6 separate regions of the Homo sapiens genome follow, and all the other regions are linked to region 2. The links are chromatin contacts, found by Hi-C or POLR2A ChIA-PET in ENCODE. All regions are on one chromosome and are shown on one strand. The core of a region is the stretch at or near the end of the contact, and the rest is flanking DNA. Distances in the headings are between cores, read along the strand shown.

The links. Hi-C counts contacts between places; a loop is a spot of excess contacts on that map. ChIA-PET counts read pairs that join two places held with the same protein, here RNA polymerase II (POLR2A). Pooled maps may share reads with other maps.
Region 1: a loop to region 2 is called in a pooled map, with 4 times the contacts of the local background. The contact joins the enhancer-like site here to the promoter of AGO3 in region 2. A Hi-C loop is called at or near these places in 6 of 50 pooled maps. POLR2A ChIA-PET finds 5 or more read pairs at or near these places in 4 of 52 experiments (A549, BJ, MCF 10A and 1 more).
Region 3: a map of naive thymus-derived CD4-positive, alpha-beta T cell shows a loop between it and region 2 (12-fold over the local background). The contact joins the promoter of KIAA0319L here to the promoter of AGO3 in region 2. A Hi-C loop is called at or near these places in 1 of 168 maps with a recorded cell type or tissue (naive thymus-derived CD4-positive, alpha-beta T cell), 2 of 37 single-sample maps with no recorded cell type and 13 of 50 pooled maps. POLR2A ChIA-PET finds 5 or more read pairs at or near these places in 3 of 52 experiments (AG04450, CD4-positive, alpha-beta T cell and activated B cell).
Region 4: a pooled map shows a loop between it and region 2 (1.9-fold over the local background). The contact joins the enhancer-like site here to the promoter of AGO3 in region 2. A Hi-C loop is called at or near these places in 1 of 50 pooled maps. POLR2A ChIA-PET finds 5 or more read pairs at or near these places in 2 of 52 experiments (GM12878 and activated CD4-positive, alpha-beta T cell).
Region 5: a loop to region 2 is called in a pooled map, with 5 times the contacts of the local background. The contact joins the promoter of SH3D21 here to the promoter of AGO3 in region 2. A Hi-C loop is called at or near these places in 8 of 50 pooled maps. POLR2A ChIA-PET finds 5 or more read pairs at or near these places in 4 of 52 experiments (GM12878, PC-9, WTC11 and 1 more).
Region 6: a map of CD8-positive, alpha-beta T cell shows a loop between it and region 2 (25-fold over the local background). The contact joins the promoter of THRAP3 here to the promoter of AGO3 in region 2. A Hi-C loop is called at or near these places in 4 of 168 maps with a recorded cell type or tissue (CD8-positive, alpha-beta T cell and naive thymus-derived CD4-positive, alpha-beta T cell), 10 of 37 single-sample maps with no recorded cell type and 17 of 50 pooled maps. POLR2A ChIA-PET finds 5 or more read pairs at or near these places in 11 of 52 experiments (CD4-positive, alpha-beta T cell, CD4-positive, alpha-beta memory T cell, CD8-positive, alpha-beta T cell and 8 more).

The regions. Positions count from the first base shown.
Region 1 is chr1:36,186,382-36,189,540 of GRCh38, reverse strand. No RefSeq gene overlaps it. Among named protein-coding and RNA genes, the nearest start is that of MAP7D1, 32 kb to the right of the region's middle. RefSeq lists an enhancer at 986-1,684. Within about 2 kb of position 1,305, at least 33 of the 41 ENCODE cell types and tissues checked have a DNase peak (open chromatin) inside an H3K27ac peak, as active enhancers do.
Region 2 is chr1:35,929,852-35,932,965 of GRCh38, reverse strand. AGO3 (argonaute RISC catalytic component 3) reads right to left here and starts at 1,861. Exons shown (of 19, transcript NM_024852.4): 1 at 1,521-1,861. The coding sequence starts at 1,539. It overlaps AGO1 (argonaute RISC component 1), which reads right to left. Exons shown (of 19, transcript NM_012199.5): 19 at 2,434-3,114. RefSeq lists enhancers at 674-1,196, 1,197-1,721, 1,722-2,245 and silencers at 1,359-1,698, 1,709-2,218.
Region 3 is chr1:35,556,101-35,559,439 of GRCh38, reverse strand. KIAA0319L (KIAA0319 like) reads left to right here and starts at 2,037. Exons shown (of 21, transcript NM_024874.5): 1 at 2,037-2,233. It overlaps NCDN (neurochondrin), which reads right to left and starts at 1,641. Exons shown (of 7, transcript NM_014284.3): 1 at 1,217-1,641; 2 at 193-333. The coding sequence starts at 1,249. RefSeq lists enhancers at 1-425, 1,804-1,863, 1,153-1,879, 1,880-2,607 and silencers at 813-1,022, 2,094-2,233, 2,244-2,343.
Region 4 is chr1:36,250,238-36,253,774 of GRCh38, reverse strand. The region is part of intron 1 of THRAP3 (thyroid hormone receptor associated protein 3); the gene reads right to left. Among named protein-coding and RNA genes, the nearest start is that of THRAP3, 28 kb to the right of the region's middle. Within about 2 kb of position 1,439, at least 5 of the 41 ENCODE cell types and tissues checked have a DNase peak (open chromatin) inside an H3K27ac peak, as active enhancers do.
Region 5 is chr1:36,304,880-36,308,286 of GRCh38, reverse strand. It overlaps SH3D21 (SH3 domain containing 21), which reads right to left and starts at 1,919. Exons shown (of 16, transcript NM_001162530.2): 1 at 1,863-1,919; 2 at 1,532-1,689; 3 at 1,382-1,445; 4 at 1,002-1,120; 5 at 680-770; 6 at 462-517; 7 at 324-369; 8 at 78-178. The coding sequence starts at 1,866. It overlaps THRAP3 (thyroid hormone receptor associated protein 3), which reads right to left. Exons shown (of 12, transcript NM_005119.4): 12 at 2,930-3,407. RefSeq lists enhancers at 1,019-1,068, 871-1,671 and silencers at 1,169-1,608, 1,829-1,878.
Region 6 is chr1:36,222,854-36,226,254 of GRCh38, reverse strand. THRAP3 (thyroid hormone receptor associated protein 3) reads right to left here and starts at 1,812. Exons shown (of 12, transcript NM_005119.4): 1 at 1,750-1,812. RefSeq lists enhancers at 1,366-1,894, 1,726-1,935, 1,895-2,422, 2,336-2,635, 2,846-3,015 and a silencer at 2,066-2,185.

The sequences.
Region 1 (3,159 bases), core at 56-2,555, 260 kb before region 2:
AAGGCTGAGGCAGGTGGGTCCCTTGAGCCCAGGAGTTTGAGTCTAGCCTGGGCAACTTAATAAGACCCTCATCTCTAAAGATTTTTTTAAAAAATTATCCTTTATATTCCCAAAGCACTGTGTGCTTAATTATGTCACTGACCTCGCACTGTATTCTATTTTTTTTTTTTTTTGAGACAGAGTTTCGCTCTTGTTGCCCAGGCTGGAGTGCAACGGCGTGATCTCAGCTCACCGCAACCTCCGCCTCCCAGGATCAAGCAATTCTCCTGCCTCAGCCTCCCAAATAGCTGGGATTACAGGCATGCACCACCACACCCGGCTAATTTTTTTGTATTTTTAGTAGAGATGGGGTTTCTCCATGTTGAGGCTAGTCTCAAACTCCTGACCTCAGGTGATCCACCCACCTTGGCCTCCCAAAGTGCTGGGATTACAGGCGTGAGCCACCGCGCTGGCTTTGTATTCTATTTTTATGTATTCTTCCACTTCTAGGCTGAATGCACTGAAGGCAAAGACCATGTCCTTACCAGCCAAGGGCGGTGGCTCACACCTGTAATCCTAGCACTTTGGGAGGCGGAGGCAGGAGGATCATTTAAGGCCAGGATTTCAAGACCAACGTGGACAAAAAACGAGATCTGTTTCCACAAAAAATTTAAAAATTAGCCAGGCATGGTGGTGTGCACCTGTGGTCCCAGCTACTTAGGAAGCTGAGGTGGGAGAACCACTCAAGCCCGAGGGGTCCAGGCTGCAATGAGCCATGATCACGCCATTGCACTCCATGCCCTGTTGGTCAATTAGAGCTCAATGTTCTGGCCACATTGGGACATGTCTAATACGGCTGTCCCAAAGTGGAGTGGTTTGGGGAAGGGACTGGCAGTACACAGGAGGTGATGTTGAGCTACCTCAGGATATCATGGCCCCTCATGGTGGGAAGGGGACCTTGCAACTAAGACTCTTATTCTGTGTGTTTGTTCAAGGAATACCTTACCCATATCACTAGCCCTAATTTGCAGATGAGGAAATTGAAGCTCACAGAGGTCAGGAGGGTTGCCTAGTTATAGAGTGAGTCACTGGCCAAGTCTAGAGTAGAGCACACATCTCCTGCAGCCAGGACATCAGCCATAGGCCTGTGGTCTGGTCCATGGTGGACCTGGCAGTTCCAACCTCAACTGCCTTGCCAATGTGCTCATGTAACCACCAGGTGGAGCGAGATCGCCATTCATTGGGAAGCAGGGCACAGGCTTCGGGTTGGACTGAATGTTCCTTTGAGAGGGCCCACGGGCACACACAGTGGAGCTGGGGAGTCCTGTTAAAGAAAGATTGTGTGTGTGTTGAGGGGCGGGGGTGTTGTAACAGAGCTGGAGTTCAGGAGCGTTGGCGACTGGGATGAAGAGGGGAGGAGGGAAGGGCATTTTGCTGCCTTCCTCTGGCCCTGCCTAGTCTGGCCCTACTGGGGAAAGGGCAGAGATGGGGAAAGGGAGGGATCTCCAGAGGGGATGGCTTCTGCCTCCACCTCCGCTCTCTTCAGGCTCAGTCAGGGCCTGGAACAGACCGGACATTCCTCAATCTCCAGCTGGAAACCAGGAAATCAGACCTGGAGGCTACCTCCCTGCAGCCTGGGCCAGTTCTTCCAAAGCCCTCACTGCCCCCTAGGGCCCTGCTGTCTCAGAGGAGCCACACTCCAGGCTCCTAAAGGCTGAGTCTCTCCTAGAACTTCTGTGTTCTTCCCTCCTTCCCTCCTGGCTCCTCTTTCCTGAGCTGTGGGATCAGACCCTTCCTGTGAGCACCACATTTGCATAAGAAATTGCTGTCCTGGCTCACACCTGTAATCCCAACACTTTGGGAGGCTGAGGCAGGAGGATCACTTGAGTCCAGGAGTTCAAGACCAGTGTGAGTAATATAGCGAGACCCTGTCTCTACAGGAAAAAATTAAAAATAATTAACCAGGCATGGTGGTGTGTGCCTGTATTCCCAGCTACTCAGGAGGCTGAGACAGGAGGATCCCTTGAGCCCAGAAGGTTGAGGCTGCAGTGAGCCATGATGGTGCCACTGCACTCCAACTTGGGTGACAGAGTGAGACCCTGTCTCAAAGAGAAAAAAAAAAGAAGAGGCCTGGTGCGGTGGCTCATGCCTGTAATTAATCCTAGCACTTTGGGAGGCTGAGGCGGGAGGATTACTTGAGGCCAGGAGTTCAAGACCAGTCTGGGCAAGATGGCGAAACCCTGTCTCTACCAAAAATACAAAAATTAGCCAGGCATCGTGGCATGTGCCTGTAGTCCCAGCTACTTGGGAGGCTGGGGTGGGGGGATGGTTTGAGCCGGGGAGATGGTGGTTGCAGTAAGCCAAGATCTCATCACTGCACTCCAGCCTGGGAAACAGAGCAAGACTCCATCCTCCCCACCCCCCAAAAAAAGAAGAAAGAAAAAAAAAAGGAAATCGCTATCCACAGAGTGCCAAGTCAAGTCAAACTCATGGCCTGTCCCCATCTCTCACCAGGATTGGTGCTCCTGTCTGGACTTCTCACTACCACTCTTCCCCTTTCCTCAGTCCCTTCTCCAGGTGGTAGTCCTGATCATCTTTTCTCAAATTGTTAATCTGACTATGTTGCCCATCTGCTGAAACCTTTCAGGCACTTTCCCAGCACTCTTGTAATAAACTCTTACTTAGCATGGCGCATGGGTCCTTCGTGGTCTGGTCCTTCCCACCTCTCTGACACCATGCTCCCTCTCAATCTCTAGGTTCCGGCTACACTGCCCATGCTCATCATGGGGACTTCACGTGTGCTGTTTCCTCTGCCTGGAATCTCACACCTCTTTAAAAAAATTTTTTTTGAGACAGAGTCTCGCTCTGTCACGCAGGCTGGAGTGCAATGGCATGATCTTGGCTCACTGCAACCTCTGCTTTCGGGTTCCAGTGATTTTCATGCTTCAGCCTCCCGAGTAGCTGGGATTACAGATGTGAGCCACCACACCCAGCTAATTTTTGTATTGTTAGTAGAGACGGGTTTTTCTTTTTTCTTTTTTTTTTTTTTTTGAGACGGAGTCTCATTCTGTCACCCAGGCTGGAGTGCAATGGCGTGATCTCGGCTCACTGCAAGCTCCGCATCCCAGGTTCACGCCATTCTCCTGCCTCAGCCTCCCGAGTAGCTGGGACTACAGGTGC
Region 2 (3,114 bases), core at 612-3,111:
ATGGGCACAATATCATATGAAAAACCCTAAGGAGAAAAAGAAAAAACTTTAAAAACTTTTTTGAAATATCTTTAAAAGTTTTGGGATGATTAATAAAGGGTCTGACCTTCATGACTTGTTTTCCAGACTTGACAACAGGACAGTTATGTACAAAGATCACCTATGGTCCCAAATAATCACATCTCCTGTACAGTAAAACAGTAGTATGGTAATTTTTTTAAAAGGGCAGGACAGTTTCAGAAATACACAAATCAAAACTGAATAAGAGTCGAAATCTTTTCACAATCCAGACAGACCTTTTAAGACGATATGGGGGAAAGCGAAACAATGGAGCAGGAAAAAGAGATATGGTCTAAATTGATTAGAGAAACTTCCATGTAACAAAATTTGTAAAAAAAAAAAAAAAAAATTTGTAACTCTCTCCCCATCTCATCTCCCCAGTTTGAGTGCTTTTTTGCAACCATTTGACACGTAATCTATTCAACAAAGTTCTTAGCTATCGTTATGTCACTGGTTTCTTTTACGTAAGTTTTTCTTATATCAAATTGGCAAAAAGAGATATGGAATTCAGGAACTTGTAACACCATTAGTAACAAGACAGCCCCGCAAATATTTTGAAAATTAATTTACGAACTTGTGATCGTCTGAAGCATACTTTCAAATTTAATAAGCCAAGCATGATCATTTGTTAGGCAAACCGTTATGCAACACCTTTCTGTCCCTGAATTAATTACTTTAGAACCATAAACAATACTTTTCCTTTTTTAAGGACAAGTACTATCCATGTTGCAATTTTCTCTTAAGACTGCAAAACTGCTGCTCTTGCCCCCAGAGATAAAGCAGTTTTCTTAAATTCCAAATTTCCAGGAATATGACAACTACTTCTCTAAGGAATAGAGAATGAAAAAAAATATACTGTCAGCAATTTTAAGAACCACCTCCTCGTATAAGCAGGGATCCAGGCTGCTATGACATTTCCAAGCTCCTCAGAAACTATCTACCATGCTGCCACAAACAACAGAAAAGAACTCGAGGGTAGGAGCAATGCCATGTTGAATTTAACGTTGCACCAACACCTCCTTCGAACTTAATCTGAAGTTATCCGTTATCTCAGCCTATCTTCACAACTATCCTAAGAGGTAGGTAAGGGAGCTGGCTGGCTGCCCAGCCTCTACGGAACACACAACCTGGCTAAAGGACACGCACTCCAACTAGACAATGGCAAACCATTCTAAAGTCTAGAAGAAGGGTACTCCAGCAAAGAGTAATGCCGCCTAGATAACCCCAAACTTAAATCCTCCAAGCGTTTCCCCGCCTCGCAGTTTCGCCGACTCAGGGGCCCCCGGGGAACTGGGGCTGGGCTGCGGGGAGGTCGCGGAGGAGCAGGGCGAGGGGCGGGAGACCGAGCGATGCCCGCCCGACGCTCACCTCGCGCACCTGGGCCGGGCGGGAGGAGCAGGGATGCTCAGAGGACAGTAGCTGGGTGACATCCCCTACCTGGCCCAGCTACTCTGACTCACCTGCGGAGCCGATTTCCATTCATGGAGCTGGGGGGAGTGCTTCGAGGGAGAACGGAGCCCGCCACTGGCGGCAAGGAGGCGGCCCGGGGGGCGACGCGGCGCGACGCGACGGGCACTCTCACTCGGCCCCGAGGCGGGGGCGGCGACGGCTTCCCCTGAGCAACCGCACTCCGAAAGCTCTGGGCCGGAAGAGTCGCGGACGGAAAACGGCACAGGACTAGGCGAGAGGAAGGGGAGATGTGAGGCGCGGACAGAGGGGAGTCCCGTCCGGAAGTTGCATCGCCCGCGGCCGCCGACGCTCCCACCGCTCCTCCACGACTGCGGGCCGCCGCCGCCGACCTGCCCGGGGCCGCCCCGGAAGCTCGCCGGCGTCAGTTCCGCTGCCTGGCTTGCCCGGCGTCCTCGCCTCGCCTCTGGGCCCCGAGCCGTGCCGGAGCGACGTCGGGGCAGGAGCGGCCGGCGCGGAGGACGCCGGGGAGGTGTCCGGGAGCCGGGCCACATGCGGCGGGCTCGGCCGTACCCCGCCGGGCCGTGCCGGCCGGAGACAACGCGGAGGGGCAGGACTACTCGCGCCGCACGAGTGGGGGCGGTGCCTGTCTGCGACGACGTCGCGGCTGGCGGCGGGGCTTACCTGAGGAGTAGCCTACCTGGAGCCGGCGGGTGAAGGACCCCGAACTGCCGCGGAGGCCCCGAGCCGAGCCCGCTGGGGTAGGGCCACCCTCCTTCCTGAGCCCCCGCCACGCCCAGTCCGATCCACCCCACGCGCCGCCTCCTCACAGGCGGTCAAGTGACCACCGCAATTGACCTAAGTCCTAGGCTGCTTTAACGACCATTTTTAGGAAAAAAAAAATGTATTATAGTTTGGAAAAGATGACTAACAAACAGGACACTACACAAACATCAGATCGAGTAATTTCCATGTTTAAAACTCTTTAATAGCGCCTCGTCACACTTGAAAACCCAAACTCCTTTCCAGGGTGAAAACGCACGGCGTAAATGGGCCCCGCCTGTGCTACAGCTATACTGGTTGGCTTCCAATTCTCCCAACGGGCCAACCGCTGCTTTTTTCTGACTTGGAGCTTCTCTGCTTTTGGTTCCCTTGGCCAGGAACCCTCTCTCTCTTCTCCACCCTCCCCTTACGCCCTACCCCACAGCTTTTTTTTGCGTCTCAACGAAAGACATCTGAGACGCCTTTTCCGGACCACCCATCTATGGTGGGGCACCTGTTAGTCTACTACAGTATTGCCTTGGTAGCCCTTTGCCCAGTCTGTTATTTATTTACTACTTGTGTGCCCCCCACCTCACTTGAATGTCAGGCAAATATTAGGTCCTTAATAAATATTTGTTGCCTTAATGAAACATACTATTTTATTCAGGCTGAGGAATCATTCATAATTTCTCCCCATGTCCCTATGCTTCAGTAATACGGTTTTTTTTAATCAAAATAATTTTTTAAAGAGGAAAAGGAGAAAGAATATCCTATCTTCAGTTCCCCTCACTGTGGGACTTTGGATCAGTCACTTGATCTCTCTGGGCTTCAATTTTCTTATCTGAAAAATTGAGAGAACAGCATGTACCTTACACAGTTTGTAAG
Region 3 (3,339 bases), core at 788-3,287, 370 kb after region 2:
GTCCCATTCTCCTCTTTGCCCCCATTCTCAGGGGGAGCAAAAAAGAGCACAAAGGTAGGGGTCTTGGGCCTTCGTTGGTGCCTCCAGGGTTGCTAGCACTACGTACATATCCTTGGGGACTCACTGACCCCATTCCTTGGGGGCCCAACCACCCAGCCCTTCCCACCTCCCAATTTTCAGCCAGTTCCTTACTAGCAGCAGGGCTGCAAACTGCTCGCTGTCATTCTTGGCCTCACGGAGGGCTCCCAGGTAGCGCTCCAGGGTGGGGTTTCGGCCCTCTGCCTGGTTCAGAGCTGGCTCGCAATCCGAGGCCATGATGCTCGCCTTGCCCAACTGTGAACACAAGAGGGACTGAGCATCCCTCTGCAGAGGAGGGACGGGGGTGGGGTGGGGGTGAGAGTGGAGGATGGAGGGAGGGAGGGATTAGCACAGAGGGAGGGGAGGAGAGAATCTGGAGGGGTGGACTCCTCAGGACTGACCTCCCCCCAGAAGCCCCTTTAAGGGGCTGGATCTGCAAATCCTTAGGGATAAAGAAGGGACCCTGGTCCAAGGTCACCTCCAGAAAGCGGGAAAGAAGGACCATGCATGCTGCTGCTCAGCCGGACAGCTCTCCTCACCAGTCTCCTGGGGGTGGGCGGGAGCTGGCCCCACTGCTCAGCTGTCCCCCTGGCACCGGAGGCTGGGTTTTATCTCCCTCCACAGGGACACAGAGGGAGTGAGTGGTGAGGACAGACAGGGAGAAATGGAGACATACATGGGTGAAGTTCGATTATCCGGACTCAGGCTGACATGGGAGAAAAGGACACCCCAGGCTTCCTTTCCCCTCCCTTCTTCAGAGGCAGAGATACGCTTCAGAAGTGAGAATACAAGACGCTCAACAGGGAAGGCTTGGAGGCCCCTTTGGGGACCCCACCCCTCCAGCCAGGGCTCTCAGTCGCCCCCGCAGGCTCCTTGCCTCCTCTCCTTTCCCTCCCTCGGGTAGAGGCTGCAGCAGCAGCAGCAGCGGCGGCGGCAGCAGCAGAATTAACCCCTTGCGCTCCCTCTTCTCGCCCTCCCCGTCCCGCTACCAGCCTGTGGATGCCGGCAGGGGCTGGAGAAGCAAGAGGGGGTCCCGGATAGTTCCCAGGACAACGGAGAATCCAAAAGCCGGATAATCGAAGCAGGGCTGCTGAGATGGGGAGATGAGAAGGGGAGGAGGGTTCCTGGCGGTCACCACCTGTCCCGCCGCAGCCAGGTCACAACACGACATTGATGAAGTCACGACAGGGCGGCGATGAGATCACACTTCACGATGGCGCGGTGATGTCACGGAGAGATCACGTCAAAATCACGACATGGGAGACAGCCCCCAAAGATGACAGGGCAAATTAAAAAAAAAAAAGATATATATTGAAAAGGGCTGTGACAAAATGGAGTCTCGACAGGGCACGATGGTGTCGCGATATGGCGCGATGGAGTCGCGATAGGGTCCCCGGGGTGTGTCGGCATCGATCAGCGCCGGCTCGGAGAGGCCCCGGCTGGGATGCAGGGGAGGGCCCGAAGGGGGCTGAGCTCACCAGGCTGCGGCCCCGAGCGGCGAAGTCTTCTCCCAGCGCGATGCTCCGGGAGCCTCGGGCCGCTGCTCACGCCGCGTTGCCCACTCCTGGCTCCAGGCTGCTGCAGCTCCACCCCCACCCCCGCACCGCTCTTGACGAATCCGCGGCTGCTTCACTCCGGGCTCTGGCCAATGGCAAGTCAGGGTGCTAAGCAGTAGGGGGTGCCGCCGTTGCCGCCATCTTGCTTGTGGGTATTGCCCGAGTCTGGGGGCTGGGGCTCGAGCGAAGGAGGCAAGGTGCAGACTGCCTCTGGAGAGCGGGCGGCGAGAGGCTGGGGGCCCAGATTCCTTCGCTTGTGCGTAGTTTTACCCGCCCAGCACTGCCCCTCCTCCCCCTTGGTCTCGCGGCCGGCATTGCCCTTCCCGGGGGAGGGGCGGGAGGGCTTGGTTAGCATGGAGAGTGTGTTTCCGGGTCGGTCCCGGGGAGGTGGGAGGAGGCGGTGTTTCCGGCCGCCGTCGCTGTCCAGGGAGGCTGAGGCGAGAGGTAGCTGTCCGGGTGGGGAGCCCGCACTACCTTCTTCCTCTTCCTCCTCCTCCTCCGGGTGAGGGGAGCGAAGGTTGGGGGTCCCCGAGCCCATGGACCAGGAGGAGGCGGAGGCCGCCGAGAGCCGGGGCCCCGCTATGTGGCCCTGAGCCCCGGTAGGTGGCCGGGGGCGGCTGGCTGCCAGGCCGAGGACCATGGGCTCAGGGGAGGGGCAAGCGGGACGGGCGATGTCAGCGGCTGCGCTGGCCGGATGTTGGGTCCGGAGGTGGCGCCCCTGGCTCGGCCAGGGCAGCCAGCTGCTTCTGTCCTTGCAGGTGCGCAGCTTGGGTCCCAGGCTGAACCCCGCTTCTCTCGGGCCTGGGCCTAGTCATGCAGCTCCCTCCATCCCCTGAGAGCCAGGCAGACAGCCGGGGTTCGGGGCGCTGCCGTCCTTCTTCCACCTTCGACCTCTGCAGCCTAGTCTTTAGTTGCTGTCTCTGATGTTTGGTCTCTCCACCGAGATAGAAAGTTGGTGCAGAATGAAGAGGGGATGGGGTTGAGCACGATGTGTCCATTATAATGTGAAACCTGCCTCATCCACGATTTTGAAAATTATGCCCCACAGAGGGTCCTGTAGTGGCTGCAGTGAGCACAAAGGTGAAATGAAGGAAGTCAAAATTGATAACCTCTGGCGGGATTCCAGGAACTCTTTGGCTTCTGGTCTCATAGTGGTTGTGTCCAACTGACAGTAGTTGCAGTTAGTGAAGAGCATTAGCTGACTCTCCTTGTGCTCTCTCCTGTGATTAACAGACTGAAAACTAGGAACAAATTGGAAAGACGACCTCCCAGAACAATCTGTTCATTTTTCCAGCTATTTGGAAAACAGTGTCTGCAAATATAAGCAAAGCTATTCATGGCAGTCTGTTCTGTAACTTTCCCAAATATCTGAGACTTTTTAAAAAAGAGCTTTATTCTCGATTACTCATACCAACTGAATAGATTGTTTCAGACGTGCTCCATCGTTGTTCAAACATATCTTATCGCTGTGTACATAAATGGAGTTCCACGTATGTAGTTGACAGACTGAACTGTGATACATCCCCCATCAACCTGAAGTATTAAGTAAACATTACCCCCTGCTCTGTCTGAACAGCTGCTGCAACAGAGAGTGCTTTTATTTTGGGTGTACTTGTAACGCCCTAAATGCCAGAACTATTGTGAGCTTCTCTAGATTTTCATTTGTCAAGTATTGTGGGGGTGTGTGTTCTCTCCCTGGGTTGTT
Region 4 (3,537 bases), core at 190-2,689, 320 kb before region 2:
AAAAAAAAAAAAAATTAGCCTGACTCAATGGTGTACGCCTGTGGTCCCAGCTATTCAGGAAGCTGGGACAGGAGGCTCGCTTAAGCCCAGGAGCTTGAAGTTGCAGTGAGCTATGATCTCATCACTGCACTCCAGACTAGCTGACGGAGGGAGATTCTGTCTCAAAGAAATAAAACAAAATTAGAAGTCAAAACAGCACTTCTATGGGAAACACATACTGTAATAAAATAATACTAATGACAATAAATGTTTCAATTTCAAGAAATGTCAAATTACTTTATTCACTTCTCATACTGTCAAAAGTTGAACAAGAAGTGATATCTCCATACCCACACAAATCTGAAGCAGATCTTCTGAGCTCAAACTACAGTTCCAGCATATTTCCAACCTTAATGCATGTGTAAACTAAATCTCCATATTTCAAAATCTGTCTAACTGTGCAGCTAAGGAGCTTCCATCTAATCTTCAATTGGAAGCGATTTATCTGCAATGTTATGGTATGCTAAAAGACAAATATCAAGAATCTAACACATTTCTGTGCCTTCCAAAAGATAAATCTGCTCAATTAAAATCACATGCTCAATGATTAATGTATTTGGCAGTACCCAATCTGTGTGAAGACATTTTCAAAGATGACACACATAAAACTTCACGACAGATCAGCATTAACAAATAAATATTTGCCATCAATTTTGAAAGGCACTGCTAACTTGGAAACCCAATTAAGTGAAATTGTACTCCCCAAAAGCAGAATTCCATTCTTATAGCCCTGTTACTACAAAAATTATACTCATTATTTACATTTATATATATATATATATATATATATATATATATATATATATATGCCTATCTATATATATTTTTTGAGACAGAGTCTCACTCTGTCACCCAGGCTGGCGTGCAGTGGCATGGTCTTGGCTCAGTGCAACCCCTGTCCTCCGGGTTCAAGAGATTCTTGTGCCTCAGCCTTGCAAGTAGCTGGGATTACAAGCTTGCGCCACAATGCCTGGCTAATTTTTTTGTATTTTTAGTAGAGACAGGGTTTCGTCATGTTGGCCAGGCTGGTCTCGAACTGACCTCAGGTGATCTGCCCGCCTCAGCCTCCCAAAGCGCTGGGATTGCAGGTGTGAGGCACGGTGCCTAGCCTGATTATTGTATTTTGAAATAAAAACTTTGTGCAAAGTTGTTTTCTCTCTTGTCATGTAAGTACCCACAGAGTAGCCTCAACTTTGCCTCTTGGCCAGCAAAGCCTAAAGTATCTGACCCTTTGGAAAGGTTATCAACCCCTTTTCTTCATCATTTGTCTAACAAATGCATTTAGTGCAGATGGCCACTAAGAATCAACCTTGGCCAGGCACGGTGGCTCATGCCTGTAAACATATACTTTGGGAGGCCAAGGCAGGTGGATCACTTGAGGTCAGGAGTTCCAGGCCAGCCTGACCAACATGGTGAAACCCCGTCTCTACTAAAAGCACACAATTAGCGGGGCATGGTGGCACATGCCTATAATTCCAGTTGCTTGGGCAGCTGAGGCAGGAGAATTGCTTCAACCCGGGAAGCGGAGGTTGCAGTGAGCCAAGATAGCGCCACTGCACTCCAGCCTGGGCAACAAGAGCAAAACTCCGTCTCAAAAATAAATAAATAAAAATAAAAATAAACCCTCATGAATAGTAATTCTCAAAACTGTAAGACTCCCAAATGGTAGGAACTGATATTTTTTAATATTTATGCCCAGCAACTCATAGTAAAACAAATAAAAGTCAGTAATTAGTCATCCCAAAGCAATTTCCAAAGCAACTGAACTCCTCAATAAATAATAAGAGCACATCTGGCTCTGAAGCCTATGTTTGATTCCCAACTCCACCAACTACTAGTTGTGAGACCCCGGATAAGTGACTTAATTAAATCTCACTATCTGTGGTCCCTTATCTATAAAACTGTTCCTACTTCACAGTGTTGTTGAACACCGAATAAATTAATATATGTATAAAGTTCTCAGAAAAGTGCTTGGCACAAAGGAGTACTCAATAAATATTGTTAATTGGGCCAGTATCAAAATGACAGTGAAAAGACACGACTTCAACAAGCTGGTTTGGGTAGTCATGTGGTCATTAAACAATTACATTCTCATGCGAATTCAGAATTTAGCTTTATAGCAAACTCGGAACATAAGACACTAATTCCATCTTGAAAACCTGTAAAAAGAGCAGTAGGCTCTGTCAACGACAAACCCAAGCCTATGCCTAATTCCAGGTTGAATGAGTCTGCTCCTTAAATAACCCTATCATTCTGTGCCTCAAGGTCTCAATGTACAACACAGAGAGGAATCAAACATGCCAACTGATGCACCTGAACGTTTCTACCTAGACCAATGGTTTTTAAACTCATGCTCTCGGGCTGTGCAGAGAGGTTGGGGAAAAGTAACTTTCCCATCTGAGTTATCCCGGTCCAGTAGATCAGACTGAACTGTCAAGAACTCATAATGACTACTTTCCCAGAACTTATCTTTTTATCACATTACAAAACTTTTATAAGCTACCAGCATTTCCTTATCACTTGAGCCTCTATTTCCTTGAAAACCAGTGGTCATGCACTACTACTAAAGTAAACTACTCCTTGAGGGCAGGTATCAGATCAAATTCCTTTTTATATCTCCAGTGCCATAACATACAACTGCCCATTTTAACCATTTTTATATGTACAGTTCAGTGACATTAAGAACATTCAGGCCAGGTGCGGTGACTCACCTGTAATCTCAGCACTTTGGAAGGCCAAGGTGGGCGGATCACTTGAGCTTAGGAGTTCAAGACCAGCCTGACCAACATGGTAAAACCCCATCTCTACTAAAAATACAAAAATTAGCTGGGCGTGGTGGCACACGCCTACAGTCCCAGCCACTCAGTAGGCTGAGGCACAAGAATCGCTTGAGCCCAGGAGGTGGAGGTTGCAGTGAGCTGAGATTGCGCCAATAGATGGGATTACAGGCGCGCACCACCACGCCCAACTAATTTTCTGTATTTTTAGTACAGATTGGGTTTCGCCATGTTGGCCAGGCTGGTCTCGAACTCCCGCCCTCAAGTGATCCGCCCGCTTCAGCCTCCCAAAGTGCTGGGATTACAGGCGTGGGCCACTGTGCCCAGCCTCTAAGGTATATTTTTTTAATGTGTCTTATAAAGTCAGTCTTAGAAAACATTCCTAAATAATCTCACTATTACGTGGCTAAATTGTACTCTACTAGAGAACACAGAGGATGCTAAATCTCTGATTATAAGAATATACCGCCTGTAATCCCAGAACTTTGGGAGACCAAGGCGGGCGGATCACAAGGTCAGGAGATCCAGACCATCCCGGCCAACATAGTGAAACCTGGTCTCTACTAAAAATACAAAAGTTAGCTGGGTGTGGTGGCGGGCGCCTGTAGTACCAGCTACTTGGGAGGCTGAGGCAGAAGAATTGCTTGAACCCGGGAGGCGGAGGTTGCAGTGAGCTGAGATCGCGCCACTGCCCTCCAGCCTGGGCGACAGAGCAAATCTT
Region 5 (3,407 bases), core at 670-3,169, 380 kb before region 2:
TTCAGGGGGTACATGTGCAGGTCTACCCTTTCTCAACACCGGCTTCCCTGGGCCCCCCCACCCTGTTCGTCTCACACCTTGCTGAGTACTTTTACCACGTCCCCCCTCCGCAGCGCCAACTCGTCTGGGGCCTCAGGCTGGTAGTCAAACAGGACCCTGTAGACCTCAGGGTGGGAGACTGGGAAGAGGTCAGTCCACTGTCCTCTGAAGCCAAGCCTCCCCCATCCATCAGCAGCCCCCACCTCCATCAGCCTAGCTGGCCCACCAAGTCACAACCTTGGGAGTGGCTGAGGGAGTGGGGGACCCTTTGGATGGGTGCTCACCTGTCTGCAGGTAGTCTGGAGGGCTGTCATAGGCCAGGCTGCTCAGCTAGTGGGGGAAGGGGCAGGGAGGAACTAGATGAGCCTCCAACCACCCCAAGAGGAACTCACCACCTCTGTGCCTACTCTGAGCCAACTTACCTTGGGAGGCCGCTGGGGACCAGGGCTGACTGAAGGCATGTCTGGGTTACCAAGGCCTAGTGGGGGACAGTGAGGTTAGGGAGGGTGCTAATTCACAGGTTAGGTCATGGGAGAGGGTCAGAGGGGTCACAGGGTCAGGATATGTGAATCACAGGCTCATGCCACTGGGAGGGTCATTGGAGATTGCGAGTCACAGGGTCACAGAGTCGAGGTCTCACTTGGGGGCCCACTGTCCAGCAATTCCACAAAGTTGGATGGGAAGGCTCCCAGCTGCCCGTTCTTCTTCCCCAGCCACCAGCCGTCCTCAATCTGGGGAGAGGGGAGGACGCAGAGGCGTCTGGTTCTGCCCCAAGAGTCCCTAGGATAATCTGCCACCCTTGGTTCTGCCCAAGCGCCCCTTCCTCCCTCCTTCCCTCCCGCGCTTCCCCGTATCTGCACCGTCGCCATTCCCACCGTCCACACCCTCACTTCCCACCCCGCTCACTAGGGAGGCGCGTTCCATCATCCTCCCCCAAACGGTCCCATCACCTCACCCCTCACCTCCTTTATCATTTCCACGATCTCCCCAGCTTGCAGCTTCAGCTCGTCCGCCTGCTCTGGGCTGTAGCTGAAGTTCACTTTGCACCATCTTTGGGGCCTCGGGTGTTTGGCAGGATGACCTAGCACCGGACAAGCGCGGCTGAGCTCCAGTCGGACGCCCCAGTCAGAGGAGCTGGGGGAAGCGCAAGGCGCGCACGTAGCCTTTGGTCCCTCCAGCCCCGCCCCAGGGCGGAGCATTGCACTCGAGAACCAATCACAGACCGCAGGGCGGCCCCGAGGTCCCGCCCAGAGCCGCGCCCGTCACTAAGAGCCGGAGACGCCGGGGTCGCACTGGCTCCGTGCACCCGCCCACCGGCGCCCGTCCCCGCCCTTGCGCTCACCTCGGCGGCGCGCACAGCGCGGCCTCCGCGCCTCTCCGGAGCCCCGCAGGGTCTCTGGGATCTCCTGGGAATCAGGGCACGGGGAAGGCGCTCTCAGCTCCCGGGGGGCGCGCGCTGAGACCCCACAGCCCGCCCCTGGCTCGGCCTCACCTGCACCAGGCGCTCGGGGAAGAGGCCATAGCGGCCCCCAAACTCTCCGCGAAGCCAGCCCCGCGCGGGCACCCAGCGCACCTGCCGGACCACGTCCCCGGGCGCCAGACTCAGCTCGTCCTCCTTCTGCGCGCGGTATCCGGCCAGGACGAGGACTTCTGCGGGCGGAAGACGGGGCCGGCGTGCGGCTCAGAAAGGCCCAGCCGGGCAGCCTGGCTAGGGCGGGCGTGTCCCCAAGCACCGTAGAGGGCAGCGGGGGTCGGGGGGTGGTGTGGGCTCTTGCTATGTCCACGGTTGCAGAGAGAGGCCACCTCAAAGCCTCCGCACTTACCCATGGTTTCCGGGGCGCCCTCCAGAGCCTGGCAGCTCCCTCTGACGGCCGAGTACTGGGCCCGCGCAGGGTGCGACCTGAGGCAAGACAGTAGGGTAAAGGAGGCGTAGCCGCCAGCCGATAGGTCGGGCCAGGTGCTGGGAGTGGGTGTGGAGAGGGGGCGGCCCGGCTCAGCAGGTCCGGCCCCCAACCCCGGGGTGAGGAGGACTCCAGGGTCTCTGGCCTGTGCAGCGGTCACAGCTCCGTCACAGGTTCTTCCGCCCACCTAAATTTTAGGCCAGCCGCCTCTCCCTTTCCCTCAGCTTTTGCCCGGAGGCTCCCAGCTACAATTTGCACAGAGCCTTTCCAGGCCCACCCTTCCCCAGCTCACAAGCTTTTGGCTTGAGGGGAAAAGGTGGGGAGAGGCACATACCAGGGTGGGGCCCCCCAGCAAGTAGCAACCGCTCTAAACCGGCCTTGAGTGAATGAAGTGGCTGCCCTTGTACCAGCAATAGCTTTGAGTGGACACTTCCAGTCTGCTTTCCTTCAAGGCGTACTCCTCTCTGGCCCCGTACCCACTCTCTACCCCCATATAGGAAGGACACAGCAAAGACCCCTGCTTTGGGGCCAGAGGTCTAGTTTGGTTTCAGAAAACACCTCCAGGTTTTCCCTGGGAGTTAGGCCGGGAGAATGAATTTTACCAGCTTCCAAGATTTCTGCTCACAGTTGAGTCCCCAGCCGGCAGGAGTCTGAAGGTTAGGGCCCACCCTATGGCCAGTCCATGTGGGATAGGCTCTTTCAGGTAGAAGGCTGAGCCTACTAACCACATCCCTTGATCCCTGCCCCACCACCATGATGAAGGAAGCCAAAGTCCTTGCCTATGACACCAGTGGAAAAAATCTGTTTCTCCTGGGGTGTCCAAGGTACACAATGCTCCTCCCAGGAAGGACTGTGTCTGTCTGGGACTCCAGCAGCCTGCGCAAGGCCCCACAGGCCCTTTGTCTTTCAGGTTTTCTGAAACTGCCGTGGGAAGTTATCTACCACCCTCAACACACACACACACTCAGGATGACAATGAACAGAACCCGTTTACATCTGCCACTTCATTTATTTTATTTGCAGGAGGAGTTGAAACAAATTTTAAGGGAGATTTTCATTTTCCCCCTAAACATGAATCATTCAAGTAAAACCAACTTAACTATAGAAATGTAGCAAAGTAAGGGGAAAGCAGCACAACAACGCAAGAGGCAAAGGCTGGGGGGGAGAGGTGGGTGCAGTCCGCATATAACATATGCATAAATGCCTTATGATTCACCTGCTCAGGACCGCCTCCCCAGAAGGCAAGCACAAGGACCCATTTTAAGAGGATGTTTCCCCCCAAACATCTGAGAATGCTTCAACTTAAACAGCTTAAGGTTAAAAAGACAAAGAAAAAAAAAAAGAAACCCAAAAAAACCCCTGAACCACCCAGCCATAACCACCTTCCTTAATCGATCATAGGAGTTTCTTTTCATTTTATAAAAAGATTAATAAAAAATATTGAAAAAATTTTCTCATATTTGTAAA
Region 6 (3,401 bases), core at 563-3,062, 290 kb before region 2:
CGTATGTCTGTGTACCCTCCCAGTCATCAACATTTCCCATCTCTGTGCTAATCTCAGAAATATTCCAAGCTTCCTCCCTCCAATTCCTCGGAACAAAATAGATCACTCTTTTTGTAATCCATATTTTGCAGGCTAAACCAAATTTAAAAGTACCTATATATTTGGTATTAAATAAATACACTAAGGTGGTACTACTACTACCATCACCACTGCTAAAATTGAACTGTACCTAGTCTACAAAACTAAAAACATCAGTCTCCAAAATTGGAGATCTTTCTCTGGTGTTAAAACGTTTAAAAAACAAAGAGATGGAATTACACTGGATATAGAGGTTTTTAATCAAATCACTTCTTACAGAAACCTCAACACAACTCTCTTACAAAATGCAATTAAGCCCAAATGGCTGCAGTAAAACTTATCATTAACGTATGAACATTGGCTCACAAAATACATCTCCCGGCAAAGAACAAACTGAGCCCGATTTGCTCCACAAGTTGTTCATGGCAGGAGCCGGTTTTGGCTATTTAACAAGCTTCTAAATCATAATACACACGTCAGACTGTCTAGAATTACAGAACAGACTACAACAGTACTTCCACAAACGAAAAAAGTCAGGGTCATCTGAAACAGAAGAAAAATAACGGTGTGATACACGCCTCATCTCTCTCGGCGCACACTCTAAAAAAAAAACCTATAAATGATGATATTACTTTTTAACAGTGGCTAAGTGATTTTTATTTTATCTCATTTAGTCTCCACAATAACCCTGTAAAGGGGTCACTGTTACTTACTGCTGTTTTAGTGATAAGAAAACTGAGGCAGCTGGAGATGAAGACTCTTGACCTAAGATCAAAAGATAGCAGGGCCAAGATTTAAACCCAAGCCAACTGGTTCAGGATACTTCTGTTATGCTCCCAACAGAAGCTTCACTGCCTCTCTCTTGCCAGGTCCTTCTATACTCTCAGAGGCTTTCCCTTCACCCCAAGTAACAAATTCCCCATAAACACTGTACTGCCACTGATGGCTTCCAACTTCTGTGCACCATTGCTGCTCCCCAGCTTCTGCTGCCATGCTCCACCCCTAAGATTTGTAAAGTCAAAGACAACAGTTGATAAAAGTTGCTTAGGTGCTAAGAGAAGCAAAATAATTCACCTCATATAAGCAGAACTCACGCCGATTGCCACTGGAATGCAAGCCGGCCTCAGCTCCAGCCCAAGAAAAAAGTGAGAACTCTAATATTCCCGTAGGAGACAAATTTGGACTATCCCGTTTTTGGCCACCAGGCTGGAAAGAACGGAAGCGGTACTAACATTTACTGAGTGGCAGCCACATGCGCCCTAGGAGAAGACCGAACCAGGCCAATGGGGACTGGGTGGGGGGAAGGGCACTCGGGAGTTCCGGGAAAAGAAATCCAAATAACGGGGTTCATACGACCAAAACGGGAGGAGTAGGGAGTGGCCGCCCCCAGGCCGACTGCAAGATAAAGCGGCGTAGGAGCTGCTCTGCAGAGAAGGCGACCAAGAGCCTTGGGAGCTAGGCCGGGGCCAGGGGAAGACCTAAAGGGCGGGGAAGGGGAGGAGCCGGAGGGAACGGAGCCCGCTCAGAAGAGGCCAGGGTGTAAGCTGGGGGGAGCGACTCCACGCCAGGCCTTCCCCGAGCCCCTGACCAGCAGCTGGGGAAAAAAGATAAGAGACGAAACCACTAGAGCCGGTTAAGCTGCCCTAACTTCCATCAGAGGCGCTCACTCACCTGGGCCTACCACAGAGATCGCAGCTGCAGCTCGCAACGGAACAACCAGCCCGAACCTCGCCCCCGCCCCACAGCGCGCCCAGCGTCTCCGCTCTCCGACGACGGCGACGGCGTAGACCCGCTGCCTCCTGGGAAATGTAGTCCTACGCCCTCCTCTCCTGGCCGACTTGGCTGCCATCAGAACTACGTTTCCCAAAAGACAAGGCGAGCGTTGGGCCCGCCGCTTTGCGTCACGCGCTCGGTTGTCGGCGGTCACGTGGGTTGCTCGGGGCCGTCCCCTCCCCCCGCCTGGGTGGCCTGGAGATGGAGGAGGGCGGTGGACGGAAGGGGCGGGGGCGTTGCTGACGCCACTGCCCCCACCATTTTGGAACCAGCCTGGAGGGAGAGTCTGAGCCCCACCCACTCCGGGCCAGCTTGCCTTGTTGAAAAGCTTCCGAGTTGGAAGTCGAGTCTCCCTGTTTTTGGTCTCTGCTGCGCTCCCTTCCGCTTTGTGACCTTGAGCAAATTCATCCCTCCTCTCTAAACTTGTTTCCTCCCCTGTGAAATGAGACTTGTAATTTCTACCCCACAGCGATGTTGCCAGGCTCCGACAAAGTAAGGCACAGGAAAGCCTCAAGCACCCTGAAAGCGCAACGCAAATGGAGGGGTTGGTTTGGTTTCGTTTTTTTAATTTTAATTGTGTGACCTCATTCGGAGACCCAGAAACCGCCTCTCCCCAGCCTGCCTTCTGTAACTATGATTTTCTGACTGTCGTCCTGGGAAGTTTGTTAAAATGGGTGCTACTGGGGTATTGAACCAAAAGTTTACCGGGGAGTGTCTCCCTGCAGTCTACATTTTAAACCGATCTCTCGGGTGATTCTTACCCACCTACAAATTTGAGAATCTCTGCGTTTATCAGTTTTGCACAGGCTGGTTTCCTCCGGAATTTCTGCTCTAGTGTCTCTGAACATTTAAGACCCATCTCATAGGTCATCTGTGATGCTTTCAAAGTTGACTAGCTCCTCCCTATGCCTGTGTTCCCACAGTAAGTTTGCATCTTACTCTGTAAGTATCGGGGCCTTCCCCGACAAGACTGTGAGCTCTTTGAGAGCCGAGATCAGTTTTGATGGATTTCTGCACCTCCAGAGAAAAGTAGACACAGTACACATCAATTAATAAAGAAATCTAATGCTCTTCCTAAGAGAAAAGCTGCAAGGCTCAACTCAAGTAGCAGACCACGCCACATCAGCCCTTGCCCTTAGTGGCTTCGGCAGCATTCCTTGCACACGGCTTACTCTTTCTTCCTTCTTTGAGCACTTCTTGTGGTCGACGTACTGCGCAGTGCTTCTTAAAACGTTCTAATTTAATTGATTTTATTTTTATTTATTTATTTATTTATTTATTGAGATTCTCCCTATGTCGCCCAGGCTGGAGGGCAGTGGTGCGATTTTGGGTCACTGCAACATCTGCCTCCCAGGTTCAAGCGATTCTCCTGCCTAAGCCTCCTGAGTAGCTGATTTTACGGGCATATGCCACCACCCGGCTAATTTTTCTACTTTTTGTGGAGACGGGGTTTCGCCACGTTGGCCAAGCTGGTATCAGACTCCTGACCTCAAGTGATCCACCTGCCTCGGCCTTCCAAAGTGCTGGGATTACAGGCGTGAGCCACGGGG